Regions from separate parts of the Homo sapiens genome. Here region 1 is linked to region 2. A link is a contact called in ENCODE Hi-C or POLR2A ChIA-PET data. All regions are on one chromosome and are shown on one strand. The core of a region is the stretch at or near the end of the contact, and the rest is flanking DNA. Distances in the headings are between cores, read along the strand shown.

Region 1 (4,136 bases), core at 759-3,258, 390 kb before region 2:
AGCAGGGCTTCCGTGCCACAGAGGGAGGGCAGCCCCTCCAAGGCAGGGCCTCACCCCTCATCCAGACCTGTCTGAACATTCTGCAACGAACGCCCAAGTCCATGGATGCTTCCCTGGCCAAGGCCTGGACCGGCCTCTCTTGGACTTTATGAGTACTGTGTTATTGTGCGTATGGGCACGCCTCCCCATAAAGGGTGAGGTCATCCACTGAGGAAGAAGAACATTTCTCAAAATTGCGCCTGAGATCTGAGCAGGGAAACTTGAGCAGGACTGAATCTCTAGGCAGCTACTACAGTGTTTCCCTCTGTGGGCATTTGATAGATATTTGGTGCTTGCTTCTCTTCTGCTCCCACATAAAACCTCAAGATTCCATCCTCCAAGGAGTCGGTTCCGCCTGTCACTTCACTCCAAGCTCAGCTTCAGAGATAAGGCTTCAGAAGAGAAATGCGTCTTCCCACATATGGCTCTGTTTTGAACTTAAAAACAGATTTGATGTGAGTACCTGCATACCATGGTGATAGGTGCCATAGAAATCAGAGGAAAGGCCGGGCACAGTGGCTCATGCCTGTAATCCCAGCACTTTGGGAAGCCGAGGTGGGCGGATCAGTTGAGACCAGCAGTTCAAGACCAGCCTGGTCAACCTGGTGAAACCCTGTCTCTACTAAAAATACAAAAACTAGCCGGGCATGGTGGCAGGCGTCTGTAATCCCAGCTACTCGGGAGGCTGAGGCAGGAGAATTGCTTGAATTCGGGAGGCGGAGGTTGCAGTGAGCCAATATCACACCACTGCACTCCAGCCTAGGTGACAGAGTGAGACTTCGTCTAAAAAAAACAAAAGAAAAAAAAAGAGGTAAAGCAGGGAGGTGGGACAGAGGAATGGTGGACCTAGAACATCAGGGGTTGGTTTGGAAGCAGCGTTTTGGTGACACTGATGCTTATTTTAAGCTGGCAGTGTTATTGATCATGTCCTCCCTGCACAGCCAGCCTCCCCCCTGGGAACACAAATGCTTTCTGCTTCCCTATGCACTATACTCTGGGGTCTTGAGAGGAGTGGAAACTGCATTCATCATGTAAGATACACATCAATGTCACTACTTTATTGTTGTTGCTGTTGTTGTTGAGACAGAGTCTCACTCTGTCACCCAGGAGTGCAGGAGTGCAGTGTTGTGATCTTGGCTCACTACAACCTCCACCTCCTGGGCTCAAACAATCCTCAAGCCTCGACCTCCCAAGTAGCTGGGACTACAGGCACGCAGCACCATGCCTGGTTAATTTTTGTGCTTTTAGTAGAGATGGGGTTTCACCATGTTGGCCAGGCTGGTCTCTAATTCTTGGTCTTAAGCGATCCACTGGCCTCAGCCTTCTAAAGTGCTGGGATTACAGGCATGAGTCACCACGCCCGGCTGACACTTTTCAACGTATTCATGCACATTACCTCCCTCATTTAATCCTATGCTAGGGCAGCTAGTATCACCCCTGCATTTCTGATGAATTTGAGGTTCAGAGACTGACTTGTCCAAAATCACAGAGCACGTGAGTGGCCACAGCTAACCTGAAGCCCCCTGTTCCCCTGACTCGGCTTCCTCATGTTGTGTAGCCGTGGAATTTTCAGGGTGCTGGACAGGCCTTCAGTGTATTTTGGGCAGTGTCATTCAGGATAGAAGGAGCTGTGTGGAGTGATTCAAATGCTCAGAGAAGCTGGTGCTTCTGCATGAAGACTGCAAGAAAATGGGATTGGCTGCAGAAGAATTTTGCTAATTTTATGTCTTGAGATACACGGACTCTACTTTCAAGATTGGCAGTCATTCCAAACAGCTCCTGGCCAGCATCAGTGAACTTCAGTACTCTCAGCTTCACTGGCCTGTGCAAATGCAAATACAGGTCCTGAGAATGGCTGCACAGCTGCCTACACCCTCCTCAAAGCATCACGGGACAGACAGCTCAGACCAAGCCAAAGGCAACGTGAAACACTGGGCATGCTTTCACTTCCTTTCTCCACTCTCCTGCACGCATGTCTGTCGTAGCTAACTGGTACGCCTGCGTGCCACGAAACTCCTTGTGTCTGAGCCTTCGCCTCTGCCTTCCCTCTCTCTCACCTGACCATTCATCTTCACTTTGCCAAATCTGACCTAGCCTTTGAGGCCCAGTTCAAATGTTCCCTCTCCAAAAAGGTTTTCTCTGATTCCCTGTCGCTGAAAGTTGAAAGTGATCTCTCCCTCCTCTGACACCACTAGCTTGAAAGAGGGTCTAAAGGTGAGAACGAAAGGTCTCTCCATTCCGAGAGACACCAGTAAGCCCCCAAAAGCTGGAGCCTGCCAAGCTCCCCTTGCCTTATAGGGGGAGTCCGAACTGGTTCCATGATTCCCCATTCAAGCTCTGAGGGTTGACAAAGGAGAGGGTGAGGTGGACTGGTCTTGGGGAGAGGGGTTATTCACTCTCTTTCTTGAAGCCAAGGAATGGGGTGGGGACCTAAGAGAATCATAAGGAAAACTAGAGGTGTTTGTAAGGAGAGTTGTGCTCCCAGATGGTTGTTTGCTTGGCCTTCGGGCTTGTCAATCTGCCCTAGGGCTGTGGAGAAGAGGATGGGAGGGAGATAGTGGGGAAGGGATATACTGCCTGGCAGAGAGGGCCCAGAACTGCTGCCTTGAGTTCTCAGCTCCTGAGGGCGTGCAGGATGGATCCATGCAAACTTGCTGTGCTGAGAGGAGACACTTGCCCTTTGCCTCTCTCTCTTCCTGCACCAGCACACACTGGAGGGCTGGCTCTACAGAGGGGAGAAGATGATGGGTAAAGAGATCAAGCCTAAGCTAGAGTCACAGACAGACCCAGTCTGCATGGGTAGACAGGGAGTTGATGAGACTTGAAGCTTCAGGATGCAAAGGACTGAGTCTTAAATCGGAAATAATCAAAGGTGGCTAGAAAGCTATGGAAGGTGGCAAAGATGTGATTAAGAAACCCTCTATTTGAGAAAAAAAAAAAGGATGGTCAGTCTGGATTAGTTGGGGGCAATTACATTAGGAGAAAAATCATGTTTTATCCCCAAGTAGTTGAGATTATTCAATCAACTATTTAGAATTTTTTTTTTTTTTTTTTTAGATGGAGTCTTGCTCTGTCACCCAGGCTGGGATACAGTGGCATGATCTCAGCTCACTGCAACCTCTGCCTCCCAAGTTCAAGTGATTTTCCTGCCTTAGCCTTCTGAGTAGCTGGGACTACAGGCACCTGCCACCATGCCCAGCTAATTTTTGTATTTTTAGTAGAGATGAGGTTTCACCATGTTGGCCAAGCTGGTCTCGAACTCCTGACCTCAGATGATCCACCCACCTTGGCCTCCCAAAGTGCTGGGATTACAGGCGGGAGCGACCGTGCCCAGCTAGAATTATTTTTGCATCTCCTTTTCTCTTAAAAAAAATTGTGCTAAAAACACATAACACAGCCTGGGCGAGGTGGCTCACGCCTGTCATCCCAACACTTTGGGAGGCTGAGGCAGGCAGATCACTTGAGGTAAGGAGTTTGAGACCAGCCTGGCCAACATGGTGAAACCCCATCTCTACTAGAAATACAAAAATTAGCCAGGTGTGGTGGCATGTGCCTGTAATCCCAGCTACTCGGGAGGCTGAGGCACGATAATTGCTTGAACCCGGGAGGCAGAGGTTGCAGTGAGCTGAGATTGCGCTACTGCACCCTAGCCTGGGCATCTAAAAAACAACAATGACAACAAAAAACAAAACACATAACATAAAATTTACAGTCTCAAACATTTCTTCTTTTTTTTTTTTTTTTGATATAGTCTCACTCTGTCACCCAGGCTGGAGTGCAGTGGTGTGATCTCGGCTCATTGCAACCTCCGCTTCCTGAGTTCAAGTGATTCTCATGTCTCAGCCTCCTGAGTAGCTGGGATTACAGGCATGCGCCACCACACCCAGCTAATTTTTTTTTTTTTTTTGAACTTTGGTAGACATGGGGTTTCACCATATTGACCAGGCTGGTTTCGTACTCCTGGCCTCAAGTGATCTGCCTGCCTCGGCCTCCCAAAGTGCTGGGATTACAGATGTGAGCTACCACGCCTGGTCAGAATTTCCTTCTTTTTAAAGGCTGAATAATATTCCATTGTATGTGTACACCACATTTTGTTT
Region 2 (4,053 bases), core at 280-2,779:
TGCAATATTTTGTTTTAGGTTCTTACATTAGGTCATTTATGGAGGTCATAATGCCTTCCACCTCCATCCATGTTGCGAAAGGACATGATTTCATTCTTTTTTATGGCTGCATAGTATTCCATGGTGTATTTGTACCTCATTTTCTCTCTCCAATCCACTGTTGATGGGCTCTTAGGTTGATTCCATGTCCTTGCTATTGTGAATGGTGCTGCAGTGAACATAGGAGCATATGTGTCTTTAAGATAGGATGAATTACTTTCCTTTGGGTATATACTCAGTAGTGGGATTGCTGGGTCTAATGGTTGTTCTATTTTGAGTTCCTTGAGAAATCTCCAAACTGTCTTCCACAGTGGCTCAACTAGTTTGTGTTTCCATTAAGAGCATATAAGCTTTCCCCTTTCCTCTGCAGCCTCACCAGCAACTCTTATTTTCTGTCTTTTTAATAATAGCCATTCTGACTGGTGTGAGATGTTATCTCATTGTGGTTTTGATTTGTATTTCTCGAAATTATGGAATGCTGCATAAATTTGTGTGTCATCCTTGTGAAGGGGCCGTGCTAATGTTCTCTGTATTGTTCCAGTTTTAGTACATGTACTGCCGAAGCGAGCACTTGAATATTTTTTGAGCACCCGGTATGTGCCAAGGGTAGAGCAGAAAGTCTCTTCTCCCATGGGTCTTATATTCTAGTCAGGCGAGACTTACTACAAACAAACATAGAGCCATTGAACATATCAGGTGGTAAAAGGTGCCACGAAGGAAAATGAAATAGGGGAAAGGTACACTCAGCATGTCCAGGAAAGACTGGTCTGACAGGATGCTCTCTGAGGAGAGCCTTGGAAGCAGTGAAGGGGAAGCCAGATGGGTATGTGGGGGCGAAAACAAGGGGGGCCCAAGGCCTCAGGTGGGAGCCATTCTCGAATCAGCAGGGAGGCCTGTGTGGCCTCACTGCTGAGTCAGACAGAGAGGAGGTGGGAAGAGATGAGGTCAGAGGGAACTGAGGGTCAGATGGTATGGTAAGAGCTGGCTGTATCTGACTCAGCTTCAGGAATTTGCCTTCCCAGGGTCAGTTTTCTTAGTGGCTTCTTAATTACTGAAGATACATCAAAACTAAAATGAATGAATCTGAAGTGTCCTTTCAATTTTGGGGGAGAAATACTTGAACAAGGGGCACCTCCCTTCAAACCCCACAGGTATCTGCTTTTGAAAGCTTTGCTTCCCTTCTCCTCTCTAAAAGTTGTTTCCAGGCTGAGGAGCTGCGGGGGTGGCGGGAGAAGGGGGACTTCCTGAAGCAGGAACAGAAAACACCAGACTGTTCTCTGGCAATAAGCCTCCTCCCACCCAGCAGACATCTCAGTGGGGGGAGGTGAGGCAGGAGGTGGGTGACGCGTCGCGTGTGGCCTGGCCCCACTGTCCCTGCCCTCCTCACAACGGGCCTCAGCTTCTTGTGGCTTAAAACCTCTCAGGTGTCAACCAGTTCTTTTTCCTGAAGCAAGGGCAAGCTTTGGGATTCTGTAAGCCTTGAAAAAAATGTGCTCACAGACTTGTGGTAATCTCATGGCTCTCACTTGCTTTTCTGGCACTCTTTCACTTTACATCTGTGGGGTTGAATCACCAAAAAATGTTCAGCTGAGTTTGCATGTCAAAATAAATTAATGACCATTTTGTTTTTCTACTGAGAATGGGGAACCCAAGGGGTCAAGTGGCATTTTAAAAAGTATGCATTTGACCTGTGGAACAAGAGACAGCCTTTAGTTCTAAACAGGAAAGTCAGTGGTAGTATTTAGTCAAAAGAGGGATAGAGCTCATGCTTTCTTTTCTTCCTCTTTCTTTTTTAAAGGACCAAATTCTTGACTGAAAGTTGTATTTTTGTGAGGAATGAAGGCCTTTTTATAAGGAACGATCAATCTCTCCCAGCACTTTTCTTTCTTACTAAAAAAAAAAAAAAAAAAAAAAAAAATCTAAGAACTTCTATTACTAAAAAACTACCTAAGAACTTCTGTTCTTTCTCCTTGTATGTGTCTGTCTGAGATACCGAAATTCACCCAAGAAACAAAGTATCACATGAGCATCAGCAATAGATAAAAATGACTAAAACCAATAAAGCCAACTTACTGAAGAGATTCTGCCCTGTGTTCCAGATGGGCACGTACTTGGCCTTACTTGCCCGGTGATGTATTTCTACCCCTGACATCTGCCTTTTCTACTACACATAATTTCTGCATCATCCCTTGATTCATCCCTTACTTGAGTTTTTAAACCCCAGACTATTTACTGGATTTTCACCTTTATAAGCTATCACCATCTCTGTAGAAATTTCTGACATCAACTCATTTCTGGTCACCAGTCATCGCTTCAGAGTTGGTCTTAATAATCACCCTCACCTTCCCAGGGTTACTCTTTTCAATACAGCGCCCAATAATATCCCGCTCTTACACATGCTGATCCTATGCCACCAAGATAACTATATCCCAACCCAGCCAGGGGCTAGACAATACAGTATGGAATCCCTTGAAAATGAAAGTGCTTGTGCTAGACGTGAAGCATTAATCAGGTGAAGATCCAGGATTTGTGATGCTCTTGATGACAGAATCATTCTGATTCCTTCTCATGGCTTACAGGAGGGAAGGACAAAGTGAGTCACCAGTCCCAACAGTAGATACTTTTTGATGATGGTTTGTACTTCATCTTCCAGGGACCAAAAGATCAGTTTTAATATTCCAGTTTAATTTTGAAGGCAGAAGCAAAAAATTCTTCTGAGAATCCTAAGTGCAAAGAACCAACTGACTCTGTTTCTGTGTTACTTGATTTTCTTGCTGCCTTAGCAGCCCCTTTAGCATCTTCCTCTGCTTAGGCCATTTGTTAGAAAGGTAGAGTGAGAGCTAAGCATGAGTATAAGAAAGATTCATGGAAGAGTACTTTTTATTCATTATTCACTGATTCAGTAAATATTTATTAAACATCTACACTATGATTGATACTAGAAATATGAGTGTGCCAAAACAGACACAATTCTTGATTTCATGACAGTTATAATTCAGTAGGGGTGTCATACCTGAATGAAAGAATCACGGAAATAGATGTGAAATTACAAATGTTATAGGGACTACAAATGAGAGGTACACTGTGCCACTGTGAGCATAAGTGTGAGATTGACTGGCCAAGGAATTCAGGGAAGGCTTCCCCCAAGAAAAGGACAATTGATTTCAGGTTTGGAGGAGGTGATGAGGAGAGAAAAGAGCAGTTAATACAGATGGAATAGCACAGGCAAAGACCAGAGGCAGATACACTCCAGGAAATCCAGAACAGTATATAGGACCAAGACAACAGAGAGGGATAGGAGAGAGCAAGGAAAGCATGGTAACATGAGTCAGGTAGGGATCAGCCCATGTTAATGATTTTTGTTTTCATCCAAAAAGCAATGGACAACAATTTAGCCTTCTTTAAAACTGTGTGTGTGTATGTGTGTGTGTGTGCATGTAGAGAGAGAGAGACAAATACAGAGAGAGAATGAATTAGATTTGCATTATTAGATTTGCATTTCTAAAATGTAATGCTGGCAATGATTTGGAGAATGGATTATAGCAGGGAAAGATTAGAGGTGCACAATAAATTTGGAGCTATTTCATAATGCAAGTGAGAGGTGGTGGGAGCTAAAAACTGGATAGTGGCAGAGAGAGATGGCAATGGAGACAAGTGGAAGTATAAAATCAATAAAATTGCAAGATGGAATGTATATGGGGAATGAGGAAGGAAGAGGTGTCAAAGTGTCTGTATTTCAAACATGCATAATTGAAGTGATGGTGGTGTAATTCACTGAAATTTATATCACTAGAAGAAGTTTCCTATTTCATATTGTGGGTGTGTGTGTGTGTGTTTGCACATGCAGGCAGGCCAGAGAAATCACAATATTGGTTCTGGACATAGTGAGATAGATGTGTTATTGAAACAAACAAGTAGCAATTAGTCTGAAGTTAGTCAAAGAAGAGGTCTCATCTGAATTTATATGATTTTGAATCATCAGTGTGTAGGTGGTGATTGATTGAAGCATAGGGT

The links. Hi-C counts contacts between places; a loop is a spot of excess contacts on that map. ChIA-PET counts read pairs that join two places held with the same protein, here RNA polymerase II (POLR2A). Pooled maps may share reads with other maps.
Region 1: a pooled map shows a loop between it and region 2 (2.4-fold over the local background). The contact joins two enhancer-like sites. A Hi-C loop is called at or near these places in 1 of 50 pooled maps. POLR2A ChIA-PET finds 5 or more read pairs at or near these places in 2 of 52 experiments (BJ and HEK293T).

The regions. Positions count from the first base shown.
Region 1 is chr2:38,531,208-38,535,343 of GRCh38, reverse strand. No RefSeq gene overlaps it. Among named protein-coding and RNA genes, the nearest start is that of LINC02613, 18 kb to the right of the region's middle. RefSeq lists an enhancer at 1,623-1,752. Within about 2 kb of position 2,008, at least 6 of the 41 ENCODE cell types and tissues checked have a DNase peak (open chromatin) inside an H3K27ac peak, as active enhancers do.
Region 2 is chr2:38,143,972-38,148,024 of GRCh38, reverse strand. The region is part of intron 2 of CYP1B1-AS1 (CYP1B1 antisense RNA 1); the gene reads right to left. It overlaps LOC107985871 (a long non-coding RNA gene), which reads left to right. Exons shown (of 4, transcript XR_007086290.1): 1 at 1-1,190. It also overlaps the pseudogene RNU6-951P. Among named protein-coding and RNA genes, the nearest start is that of CYP1B1-AS1, 15 kb to the right of the region's middle. RefSeq lists enhancers at 764-853, 884-1,063, 264-1,072, 1,144-1,243, 1,274-1,323 and 1 more. Within about 2 kb of position 1,529, at least 25 of the 41 ENCODE cell types and tissues checked have a DNase peak (open chromatin) inside an H3K27ac peak, as active enhancers do.